2 separate regions of the Homo sapiens genome follow, and region 1 is linked to region 2. A link is a contact called in ENCODE POLR2A ChIA-PET data. All regions are on one chromosome and are shown on one strand. The core of a region is the stretch at or near the end of the contact, and the rest is flanking DNA. Distances in the headings are between cores, read along the strand shown. Region 1 holds the start of SGCB (sarcoglycan beta). Region 2 holds the start of TMEM33 (transmembrane protein 33).

Region 1 (6,524 bases), core at 1,657-4,156, about 10 Mb after region 2:
TCAAAGGGAGGAGAGACAGGATGACCTGGAGTTGTTAGGGAAATGGGGAGAAGTAGATGGGTCAGATATGGCAAGGCAGGGAAGAGGAAGTTGGAAAAGTAGGGCCAGGTTGTGAAGGTTCTTGGACAGCAGGGTACAAATTCTAGTCTTTATGTTCTATTTAATTGGGAGTCACTGGAGGTTTTTGAGCACAAATTCAGAGTGTTAAAGGTGTGGGCATTTGTACGAGAGAGAAGAAAGAGGAGTACCAGTAAGTAAGCTGCTGGGGATGTTGTAGTAATGGAGGATTGAGGTTAAGAGGACCTAAACTAAAGTGGGATGAAAAAGGAGAGATTAAGTAGATACTTTAAGAGAAGACTTAACAGAATTTGTAGTCAGGTTCCAAAAAAGAACCTCAGGCTTCTGACAGCCCTAACAGATGGGCAACTTAAAAGTGTTAGCCAAAGTTTGAATATAGGTCCACATAAAAGAGAGAAAGGACAAAATTCATCCCTCCTGAGACGTAGTCTTTACTCTTCTCTGCCAAACCATGCACATTACTGTCTTCATCTTGATGCATTTAACATTTATTGAATAGTTACTATAAGCCAGGTGCTCCAAGCTACCAGGATGAACATAGTGTCCACCCTCAAGGAGCTTAATTACAGGCCAGTCAGGTAGACAGACAAGGTGACTAACAGTTCACAAAGCATGACAAGTGCTGTAGTGGAGCAATGCATACAATACAGAAAGGGTACAGAAGAGGAATGCATCTCCACCTAGCAGGCAAGGGCATCAGGGAAAGTTTCTAAGAAAAGCTGAAGGTTGAGTTAACTCTTGAAGGATGGACAGGAGTTAACCAGGCAAAAGAGCTAAGAAGGTCACTCTAGGCAGAGGAAGAAGCATGGAGACTTTGAGAGGCAACCATCTCTGGGAGAACTAATTTTGGTCACTTTATGTGGATGGTGAGAAGGATAGGTGTAGGGATGAAGCAAGAAATACAATGAGAGATGTGCTTAGGGGCCAGTAAGCAACATAAATACCATGACAAGAACAATGGACTTTATCCTGAAGGCAAAGGGGAACTACTGAAGAGTTAAAATAGGTTTCCTATACAATCAGATTTGCATTGTAGTAAAATCACTCCAAAAAGAGATGAACTGGAACTGAAGAGCCTAGAAGTGAAGATATCAACAGCAGGTTTCTCTAAGAGTCCCAATGAGGTACTGACTGAGGTTTGACTTTGAAGCTGAAGTCTGGGGAAAGGTGTTAAGAGGTAGAACTGTCAGGATCTCGTGATTGTTTGGATATGAGTGTGGCACAAAGGGGTCGAAGATGACTCCCAAATAGGACTGGCTATATAATTTGTGGGGCCCAGGGGGAAAAGAAAATGTGGGGCTCACTGTTTAAATCTCAAGCCCAGGACAGCAGAACATTAAACCAAGTGCAGGTCCTTCTCAGCTCCCTTAAAATGGCCTTGGTCCTAAGTTTCTGGCTAGGTTAAACAAGTGAATGGATGGTTGTAGCCTTTTTAATAGTAAGTATGACAGAGTCCAGTTTTGAACATTTTTGAGTTTGAGGTGCCTATGGAAAATTCAGTTAAGTTCAGGGCTGGAGACGTAATGCGTAAATTTGAAGTGGAGACTGAGTAACGGATCAGACTGCCCCACTTATGTGTAAAGCAAAAATAGAACCAGATGGAAAAACAATCATCTGAAACAGAAGCTGATAACTTAGGCGGGAAATGAGGAAAGCCAAGGCACAATTTAAATACCAACTCCAAGAAGTTTTGTCTCCTTTCAGTTTCACTCATTCCTCTATGTTTTATTTTACTGTTACAAATCTGCAGCCTGCCTATTGTCTTTAGCTGATTTTTTCTGCATGTATTTGGCTGTATGACTTTAAGCTCCTTGAAGAGAGATTTTACGTCTTTTATCTTCAGAATGAGCCCTCCAGTGACATATATCTAATAGGTCTCTAAAAAGTTAATTATCTAAGAAAATCGTTCCAAAGGTCAAAACTTGACTCATTTTTTTCAACAATGTTTTAGAATGAGACTTTTTAAAGAGAAACTACTATAATTGTTCAAAGGAAAAGTAAGTTAGGTAAGGGGGAAAGTTACTGAAAATTATCTGTATTACAATAAATCACCCTAGCGATTACGTGTATGTATATATTAACACACACACATATGCATGTACATGTATGCATACGTATAACTAGATTTTGGGGGGATGAGGAGCCTTTTAAACCATTCTAAGTTACAAGTTTACAATGCAGGTCAGGAAATCTTGGATAAATCATTTTTAAAAGTGAACAGGAGATAGTTTTAGACTGGTGACTAAATCTTCAAAAACCAAAGCGTGAGGGGAAATCTGGGATGTCTGCATATTGGAGATGGCAGAAACAAAAAACAAAGATGGCAAGCTGACACCGGGGCAACAGCTGACCCGTTTCTTGTAAGAGGAGCCTTCTCGCTGGGGCTGCGGTTATTTTTATCCAAATCTCTGCTGGCGGCTGAACGGGGTACGTCCCTGGCACGTCCCAGCGCAGGCTTCCAGGCTGGCTCGACCGCCTCCCAGGCTCTCCGGAAGGAGACCCCTCCTCACCCCCTCCGAGGATCAGCCAGGCCGGGCCGAGCCCGAGGCCGCCCCTGGCTCCTGGTCCCTAGCTTGTGCCAGCATCCTCGGCGGGGCACAGCTCCTCCCGCCCCGCCCCGCCCCGATCGGCCCCGCCGAACCCAGACCCTGCGGCCCGCGCCCCCCGCACCCCCGGCCAGGGCTCCCGCGGGCCCAGCCGGCAGGACGCGGCCTCCCCCGCTCCTCCAGCCCGCGGCCGCGGCGGTACTCACAGACCTGTTCTGCAGCCGCCGCCGCCGCTGCCGCCATCTTCCCGCGCCCGCCGCCGCCGAGCTCCCCGCCCGACTGTGCCCGCCCCTCCGCGACCGCACCCTGCGCGCCTGCGCTTGCGCCCTGGCGGGGACTGGGGGCACCCGCTGCTCACACCCTCCCCTCCCCAGCCCGCATCCCTGACGACCCGCATCCCAGCCCTGCGGGCTCAGGCTCTGCGGCGGCCCCTGCACCTAGGACCTTGGCCTGGGGCGCGTTGTATTGCACAGGGGCCAGAAGGGGCCTATGGGGATTCCGCTCCACCCCGGGCCGCCTGCAGATTCCTCAGAAAGGGCACCCTCAAAAATCGAGGACGCTTCTCCCCTTCCCCTTTGTTCCCCATCGCTGAAAGATCGGTGCCATCCGGAGCTGTGAGGCTCTCTTTGTTTCTCGGACCAAGGTCTCCTTGGCTAGGGTGGGAGGGGCCGATATCGAGACCACAAGTGGACGCGGACCGGCGTGGTGACTGCGTGGGCAGAAGTGAACGAGTGGTCACTTAGGTGGCTGGAGTCTTGAAGACTGAGAGTCCTCAAGGAGGACGTTGAATCCTTCGGGCTGCTTGACTTCGGAGGCCTATGAAGTCTGATGTTTTTATCCTGCGATACTGGGGATGGATTTTTCATTTAGTGTTGGAGATAGTGTTACCATGTATATCCTCGGGAACCTAATTGAACGGACATTTACTGAACACCGGGAAGCCACTCAAATGTACGAGTTACTTGAGTAGACATTCATTGTTCCCTGTTGTAGATATAATCCAATAATTATTTTAGCTGAAAAAAAATGCAGTGAAGTCAATAGCAACTGTTCCTCATGTAGCTGAATCACTTCTAATAAGCACCTTTGGGCCCTAGTACTGTCTAATTCAGTGGGAGTCAGTACCTAGCTGGTCATCAGTCTCTCTGCATTTCTTTTTTCCTAAATGCTGGAACCACTTGACTCATATCTCTAGACTCACTCCTCTCTGAGTCTGTGGGACAAACATGCATTTTAGGCAGGAAAATTCTAAGTTAAAGCCCAATGATGCAGGAGTCAGCAGTAAGGCTCTGTGTTAATATTCTGCCTGTGGTCTCATTGATCAATTTGCACAACTGGGCTTTTAACTGATTCTGAGTTCCTATCTTCTAGTCCTTAATTCCTAAGCTTTGCGTTTTTCTCTCTGCTGGGAAAGTTCTTCTTCCCTGGCACGCGCACTCTTATTCATCCTTCAAGAACTATTCTATTCAAACGTCATATTTTCTCTAAAGGCTTCAGAGGCTCCCACAGATCTGTTCCTTAACTGTGTGCCTAGCCTTTTCTAGCACTTCAGATTGCATTGTATTTTTATCTTGTCTACCTGCTGATTTCATTCAAAAGATGGTGTGTTCTATCTGGAAGGTAGGTGTCTTACTCATCGTTTAATCTCCAATGTCTAGCACAGTAATTAAACTTAATAGATATCTTAGAAATCTGCCCAGTATCCCAATTTCTAAGCCCTGACTTGATTTTGCCAACCTCCCTCCCACTTAGGTGGTGAGATACCTGGTAGCCAATTTTCCTGAAACCAAATGCTCCTTTGGCTATTTGAATATCACCTTCTCTTGGATTCTTTCCTCATCGCTGATGTCCATCTCTGACAGGACATCCCACTATTCTTAATGCCAATTTCTATTCTCTTTTAAAGAGATCCAATTCACTCACATGACCACATTTTAATGTGGGTTATTTTCAAATGTACTATTGTCAGCCTTTTTTCCCCTGAAATAATGACATTTAAAGTCAACTCTGTGCCTGGCAATGCCTCTTTTACAAATGAAGAAATCAAGGCTTGTAGAGGTTAAATGGCTGACCATCTTTTCAACTCCTAAAGAGCCAGTATTGAATCTAGGTCCATCTGACTAGTCTTTGCTCTTTCTACCATACATCACAGCCTTTAATTTTGCTCTTTCTTTTGACTGTTGCATGATATTAGCATTTGGAAGCACAAAACACAGGTCCCCAGGGCTGGAGTATGAGTCAGATTATGAAGACACTTACACCTTTGTTCACTTTGCAGTGGTTTGAATAGTGCCCTGCAAAAAGGCATATCCAAGTCCTAACCTCCAGTATCTGTGAACGTGGTGTTACTTTGAAACAGAGTCTTTGCAGATTGCTATAGAATGAATGTTTGTGTCTCCCCTGAATATTTCACATGTGGAAATCTTAGCCCCCAGTGTGATGATATTAGGAGGTAGGGCCTTTAGAAGCTGACTTAGTCCACTTTGTGCTTCTATAACAGACCATCTGAGAGTGAAGAATTTATAAAGCACAAAAAATTATTTTCCCACAGTTCTGGAGGCTGAGAAGTCCAAGCAGGTTCAGTTGTCTGATGAGGGTCTGGTCTCTGTTTCCAGGATGTTACCTTGAACACCTTGTCATCCTGAGGGGAGGAATGCCAAGCCCCTATGACCTGAACAGCTCTCAAAAGGCAACACCACCCAATGCTGTTGCATTGGAGATTAAATTTCCGAACATGAATTTTTGGGGACACATTCACATCATAGAAGGAAATGATGGGTGATTAGCTATCACTATTCATGATTAGTTCTCATGAATAGGATTAGTGCCTTTATAAAATAGATCCAAGAGAATTGGTTTGTTTCTTCCACCATGTGAGGACACAGTGACATCTATGAATCAGGAAACAGGCCTTCACCAGACACTAAATCTCTAAGCATGTTGATCTTGGATGTCCCAACCTCCAAAACTGTGAGAAATAAAGCTCTGTTGTTTATAAGCCACCTAGTCCATATTCTGTTATAGCAGCCCAAATGAACTAAGACAGATGTTTTTAAGGATCTTGAGATCACTCTGAATTTAGGATGAGCCCTTATCCTTATAAGAGGACAGAATGGCAACATACACTAAGATGATATGAACATAGAAGCAGAGATTGGAGTGATCACTCTACTAGGCAAGGAATACCAATAATTGCCAACCGCTACCAGAAGCTAAGAAAGAGGGATGGAGCAGATATACGCTTAGAGCCTCCAGAAGGCTCTGATTTCTTACTTCTAACCTCTGGAACTGTAAGACAACAAATTTCTGTTGTTTAAAGCCACCAAGTTTGTGTGTTACAAATACACACTTCAAGTTCAACACATGAAAAATTTGAACTCAAAACCTTTCTTCCCAATCTGGTCCTCCTGTGTTCCCTTAGTGAATGATATCACCATCTAGTCAGACACCTCAAAGTAGTTCTATACTATTTCTGGAATGATCTTTCTAAAATACAAATCTGATCATGTCACTCCTCACCCTCAAGCTTACCATACTCCAATACCTTTCATGATAAAATTTAAGCTCCTTATATTTGGTCCTTCACCAAATTTTGGTCCTTCACCAAAAGGTTAGAAACTTTTGGTCCTTCTGCCCCTTTCTAGCCTTGTTTCCTGCCTGTCCCACACACACATCCAACGTGACTACAGAGGAGTCAGGGAATCAGAGACAAAGTAATCTATCCCTTTATCCCTGTGCAATATTTGCAGCCCCCATCTGCTTGCCCGAACTCAAGTTCTTAATGGCTCTGTTCCTTTGCATATGTGGCTCTTTCTCCTTTTAATCTAGCTGTCTCTACTTGTCCACTAAAACTCAGATCAAGGGATATCTTTTCTGAAAAGCCTTTCTTAAACCTTCTCC
Region 2 (6,224 bases), core at 970-3,469:
CAAAGCTGTAGCTATGGTTGGTATAGCAGGGGTTCAGTTAGTGTCTGTGAGCTGGATTAGTTGTAATTGTTTTAATATTGCTTCTCTCTAGGCCAGTGGTTGTTTAGCTGCCAGAGGGAAAAAAAAAACCTCTTGTGGTAGAACATAGTTTATTTTTTAAGTGTAGGGGGTGCATGACTTAACCCTTGCCTGGCATGGCCTTAGGTCCTGTTTATAATTTGGTATCCTATTCCCACAAAGAGTTTGTTCTGTCAATGTTATGATCTTTATTGTAACATTAACATGTTAAACATAGGCTGACTTCCTAGAACTAATTTGAAAGGAAAACCCTAACTTTCCACGCCTAAGTAGTTGCTAGTCAGTTGTGTCTAAACTACAAAAGGGAGGGGGTATAATGAGGCATGTCTGATCTCCTGTCCCATCATGGCTGGGGTCCCCTTGGCCAAGAAAGGGATCTATCCAGTCAGTCGACAGACCCCTTACTTAGGATTTTATTTTTAGTTTATATATATATAAATGGCTTCACAACGAATTTCCTGACTTTTAATTTGCCCCTCTGTTCATCCTCCACCCTGTTGCCAGAGAGAACTTTCTAAATCTCAGGATGTCACACTTCTGATTAAAATTGTTCCATGGTTCTCTGGATTTCAGGGTCAAGTTCAGATCCTTTCCTCAGTACACCCCTGCCTGCCTCTCTAGCGCAAATCTTTCACAATCCCCTGACTGGTACCATCATTCTGGTCACACTCAACTAGTCCTCTCGCTGTCCTGTTACTTCTTGCACTTTCTGTTACTCTGTATGGAGTTCCCTTCCCGTTTTAAGGCAGAAGAATATGGTATGGCGGTAGGGAACCTAATGCCCTTTCTCGCTGACTTCCTAGAACTAAATTGAAGGAAAATCCTTACTGTCCACGCTTAAGTGAATAAAGGGCCAGATACTACTCCCTTTGCAAGCCCCAACCTGTTCTGCGCAGATTTGGGAAATTGAAAGTACCTCTGATTGGTTGCTTTTTGTAACCAATCAGACGTTTGCATAGAAGTGTAACTTTGTAACTTCTTCAGCCTCTGATTGGTTGCTTTGCGCAACCATTCAGACTGATTGCGGGCCACCACTTCATTTACATGAAGTGAACTCCAAGTGGCCAATGGGAAACCTCTAGGGGGTATTTGGACCCGAGAAGACTCTGTATCCAGGGCCCTTGAGCTGCTGTCTCACTCTCCCACACTCTGGAGTGTACTTTCATTTTCAACAAATCTCTGCTTTTGTTGCTTTATTCTTTCCTTGCTTTGTGCGTTTTGTCCAATTCTATGTTCAAAACGCCAAGAACTTGGACACCCTACACCAGTAACACTTTCAGCCAACTTTTTGTCGTTCAAGATCAAGGCCCGGACTTACCTTTTCCAGGAAACCTCCCCAGATCCCTTCTGATTTAGGTACCGTCCTCTGTGCTCCCTGTGATTAAATCAGCCTCTACACATATTACACAATCACTATGCTCTGATTTCCGTTTACTTGTTTCTCTTTTGCAATCTGTGTCATATTCCTCTTTTTATCCGCCGTGCCAAGTATGGAGCCTGTCACATAGCAGGCCTCATAAATACTTATTGAAAGAATTAATAATAGACGTAGAACCAACGGGCTTAGTAAGCCCCTGGAGAAAGGAATCAAAGATGTTTCTGAGGCCTCTATATCAGGAAGTGCGGAAATTTCATGGTTTGAGAATGGGCAGGAAAGATCATTTGTGAGCTGTATTTAATGCAAAAGTTGCTCCCCCATCCTGATTTCTTAGCTCACTGGGCCAATCGGCGGAAGGACAGGTGGGGCTCAAATTAGGAGAAAAAAACCACACTTCCCGTCATGCCTCTGGGCACCGCTCCCGTTTCCCCCTCTTTGTCACCGCCTCTTCCCCACGGAAATGAAAGGAGCACTTCCGGGTTCGGCAATAACCTGGAGCCGGCGGCGTAGGTTGGCTCTTTAGGGCTTCACCCCGAAGCTCCACCTTCGCTCCCGTCTTTCTGGAAACACCGCTTTGATCTCGGCGGTGCGGGACAGGTACCTCCCGGCTGCTGCGGGTGCCCTGGATCCAGTCGGCTGCACCAGGCGAGCGAGACCCTTCCCTGGTGGAGGCTCAGAGTTCCGGCAGGGTGCATCCGGCCTGTGTGTGGCGCGAGGCAGGGAAGCCGGTACCCGGGTCCTGGCCCCAGCGCTGACGTTTTCTCTCCCCTTTCTTCTCTCTTCGCGGTTGCGGCGTCGCAGACGCTAGTGTGAGCCCCCATGGCAGATACGACCCCGAACGGCCCCCAAGGGGCGGGCGCTGTGGTAAGTGCGAGGGCAGGGTAGTCTGGCTTGATTTGCAAGAGTTAGGAAGAAGCAGGAAGCGTTGCGAGTCCCGAGGCGTTCCAGAAGCTCAGTGCATTCAGGAATGGGATTAATGAGTTGGGGTGGGGAAGTTGGAGCGGGGAGAGGGGAGGTCCTGAGCGAAGATATGGAGGGAACTACAAGTTTGTTTCTGAAGCGACAATAGGCTGACCTGGAGCTGGTGGCCCCCACCTGTATGCCATGGAAATTGGGCCTTCTTTCCTCTTCTCCCACCTCGGTCTTTTGTTTACCGTAGGCCCCAAGGTTAAAGATGCCGCATGAGATTGTGCCATGACACACATGATCCATGACACACACCACGTGGAGCACACGAGTGCCGGCAAAGAACGTTTCTGCCTAGTTTATACAATCGTATATAGAAATTATGCAAAGGGAGGAGAGCGGTGGTCTTTTTCTTCTTCACTTTGTTCTTTATGAAGAGAAATATCATTATGCTTTTGTAATTTTTTTAAGATGCTGATCTGGAGCTAACAAGTTATTTGTGCCCGGAGCATTGCTGTCCTCTACTTTTTAATCCATAAGTAGTTAAGTATTATTCTGTGTGACCACAATGCAGTTACCACATTTGGGAAATATTACCTAATATAAAATCCATGTGCAAATTTCCATAATTGTCCTTTAAAGCTGCTTTCTCTTCATCTGGGATTCTGTCAAAAAGCATGCATCGATGGGCTGGCGCAGTGGCTCACTCCTGTAAGCCCAGAACTTTGGGAGTCCAAGGCGGGAGGATCGCTTGAGTTCAGGAGTTAGAGACCAGCCTTGGAAACATAGCGAGACCTCATCTCTACTAGAAATCAAAGAAATTAGGCGGGGCGTGGTGGCTCACGCCTGTAATCTCAGCACTTTGGGAGGCCAAGGCGGGTGGATCGCTTGCGCCCGAGAAGTTGAAGCTGCCGTGAGCCAAGATCGCGCCACTGCACTCCAGCCTGGGTGATAGAGCAAAACCTTCTCTCAAAACAAACAAACAAACAAACAAACATAAATTAGCCGGTCGTGGAGGTGCGCTCCTATAGTCCCAGCATAGTCCCAGCTACTCAGGAGGCTGAGGTGGGTTGTGCTTTTGCGCTCCAGCCTGGGGTGACAGAGCGAGACCCTATCTCAGAAAGCATGCATTCAATTTACTGGCCATATCTTGTTTACTGCCTTTTAATCTAGAACAGTTCTGCCCTCTCCTCCCCTTTTTTGTCTTTTAAGATACTGATAGTTTTCAAGAGTCCAGACATGTTTTGCAGCATATATAGGTACATCTAATATGTATATCTATATTATATATCAGGAAGCATTTTACATTGATTTATCCCATCATTGCAGAATTTGTTTGATTATTTGATTAAGGTGGTGTCCACCAGTTTCTCCATTGTAAAGATACCTTTTTTCCTTTCTAATTAAAAAGTGTTCTTTGGCATGATACTGTGACACTGTGTGAATATTGCTCCTCAACAATTTTTCACCCAAAGATCTAGTGATTTTTTTTTTTTTTTGCCTGATGGTTGGACAGTTTACTCTTAAAAAATGTATACCAATAGACTTTCTTAAACTTTTAAAATTGTATAATATACATAAGTGTGTACAAAATGAAACGCATAGCTCAATGATTTATTGCAGAATAAACAACCTGAACAAATAGATTTTAAGGAGAATGTTCTAAAACTAACTTTCAAGCTGTGGTGCCCAGTCATAATATTTGTTGAGAAACTGAGCACAGTAAGCTGGATTCATCCTTCACTTGATTACTGCTAATCATTTCAGTTTATTGGAGTCACAGTACGGTAAGTCTGGATTTAATGATAAATCAAAGTTGTATTTCATATTTCTGAAATTACCTACATGTGGGTTAAAAAGACATAAAATAAAACAGCCTGGAATTTTACAATGTACTTGGATTTTTCCCTCAAATTTTTTATATTTTTTTTTCAAAAGATAATGAAATTAAATTACATAGAGCAGTGTTTTTAGACTTCAGGTAGACCCATTAGTGAGTTGAGAAGTCAGTTTAGTGTAAACACCAGCTATTTTTAAAAAATTAAATAGAAAATGTCAAAATCCATTATATACAGTAGGGTAAATATTTGTGAAACTTTTGTTTATATATCCATGTATATGGATCTCAATGTTAAAATTACGAAGATCCTAGACAAAAAATGTAAAAGCCACTTTTGAATATAAGATACATTTTAATGAGAAAACACATTTTAAGATTCTGCTTTAGTGGTAATAGACATAAGTATTGGGGGGAAAGCAGCAAAGGAAAGATAGAATGGGAAAAAAATGGGGGAAGAAAATGGTATAGGAAAGTTTAATCTAGGACCACCGAAACTAGGGTAAGACTTGTGGGGGAACATGGAGGTGATAAAGAGAGTGGTGTAATCAGAGAGGCAGGTGGCCATTTAATACCTGTCAGCCACATTTTGAGCACCTAGAGTATGCCAGGCCCTTGTGCATGTAGGCAGATTACAAGGCGAATGAGTTTAGTTGTTACTACTATCATGGTTTTATATTTCTTCTTCAAAAGGTTTCTTTAATCCCAACTGGCTTTATGTGATGTTTTACTCAGCTCTGAGACCTACCTATTCGGATTTGAGATTTTTTGCTAAGAATAGGCATATGGATCTCTTGAGAGCAATTAGTTTTTGTTTAATGTTCTTTTAAAATAGATGAAGCCAATATTGCAAGTGTTAAAGGAACACAGACAATTGTAGTTGAATTTCTGTTAAGATTATTTTTTCTAATTAATTAGTCTTTGCATTTTTTTAAAATGTCAGCTGATATTTTTCTATTTATTTCTGTTTAAGTACTTCTTGTGCTTTCCACATGAAAACTATAAGGTGTTTGGACTTCTCATTAAGCATATACATGAAACATGTAATTGCCTTAGAGTTTTCACCTAATGATCTAAAAAAACAAATGGAGGAAGATTAAAATATTTTGAGTAGACATAAAAACCACACAGTCTTGATGCTTAAAAACATGATTTGCAGGCATAGCTTACAGTATTTTTCTTTTTAAATTTAGCAATTCATGATGACCAATAAACTGGACACGGCAATGTGGCTTTCTCGCTTGTTCACAGTTTACTGCTCTGCTCTGTTTGTTCTGCCTCTTCTTGGGTATGTATTATACATATTGCTGCCTTTGATATTCAATTGTTGAGTCAGTTTATATGGAGTGCCTTTTAGGTGTAAGACTTATTAACCTGTAAAGGGTTTAGGGACAAATAAAATACAAGTTCCAGCCTTCAGGTACTAACAACCTAATAACATTATCAGAGGAATATTTTATATCTTGTGCTTTGTGAAACTAACACATTGAAAATCCAAGGAAAAATTGATGTGTGGGAATGAGATAAGTTCATGTTTTTTTCATTTTTACTTATTACTTGACAGGAAGGTCCTGCTTTATAAAATTCAATTTTATAAATTGATTATAAGAAATTCAGTTGGGCATATATATGAAGTGAAGCTATTAAAACGGTAGAATAAGTTCATGTAATTTTTTTCTATTGACAAGTGATTTAGGTGTTGTGCAATTATGATGCAATTCACAAAGGAGGAAGAGACACTGCAGTTGTTTATGTCTCATGATAACCTCTCCTCTGGTAATTTGCAGGTTGCATGAAGCAGCAAGCTTTTACCAACGTGCTTTGCTGGCAAATGCTCTTACCAGTGCTCTGAGGCTGCATCAAAGATTACCACACTTCCAGTTAAGCAGAGCATTCCTGGCCCAGGCTTTGTTAGAGGACAGCTGCCACTACCTGTTGTATTCACTCATCTTTGTAAATTCCTATCCAGTTACAAGTATCCTTTTCTACCTTGTTAACAATGAAATTGCCAACTAAGCATATAGG

Evidence for each region. ChIA-PET counts read pairs that join two places held with the same protein, here RNA polymerase II (POLR2A).
Region 1: POLR2A ChIA-PET joins it to region 2 with 13 read pairs in activated T-cell. The contact joins the promoter of SGCB here to the promoter of TMEM33 in region 2. POLR2A ChIA-PET finds 5 or more read pairs at or near these places in 2 of 52 experiments (activated T-cell and naive thymus-derived CD4-positive, alpha-beta T cell).

The regions. Positions count from the first base shown.
Region 1 is chr4:52,035,393-52,041,916 of GRCh38, forward strand. It overlaps SGCB (sarcoglycan beta), which reads right to left and starts at 2,907. Exons shown (of 6, transcript NM_000232.5): 1 at 2,835-2,907. The coding sequence starts at 2,867. RefSeq lists an enhancer at 2,320-2,439 and a silencer at 2,680-3,119.
Region 2 is chr4:41,933,210-41,939,433 of GRCh38, forward strand. TMEM33 (transmembrane protein 33) reads left to right here and starts at 2,220. Exons shown (of 7, transcript NM_018126.3): 1 at 2,220-2,320; 2 at 5,393-5,487; 3 at 5,987-6,174. The coding sequence starts at 2,276. LOC105374426 (a long non-coding RNA gene) reads right to left here and starts at 1,466. Exons shown (of 3, transcript NR_188374.1): 1 at 1,397-1,466. RefSeq lists enhancers at 2,060-2,239, 2,480-2,529, 2,540-2,609.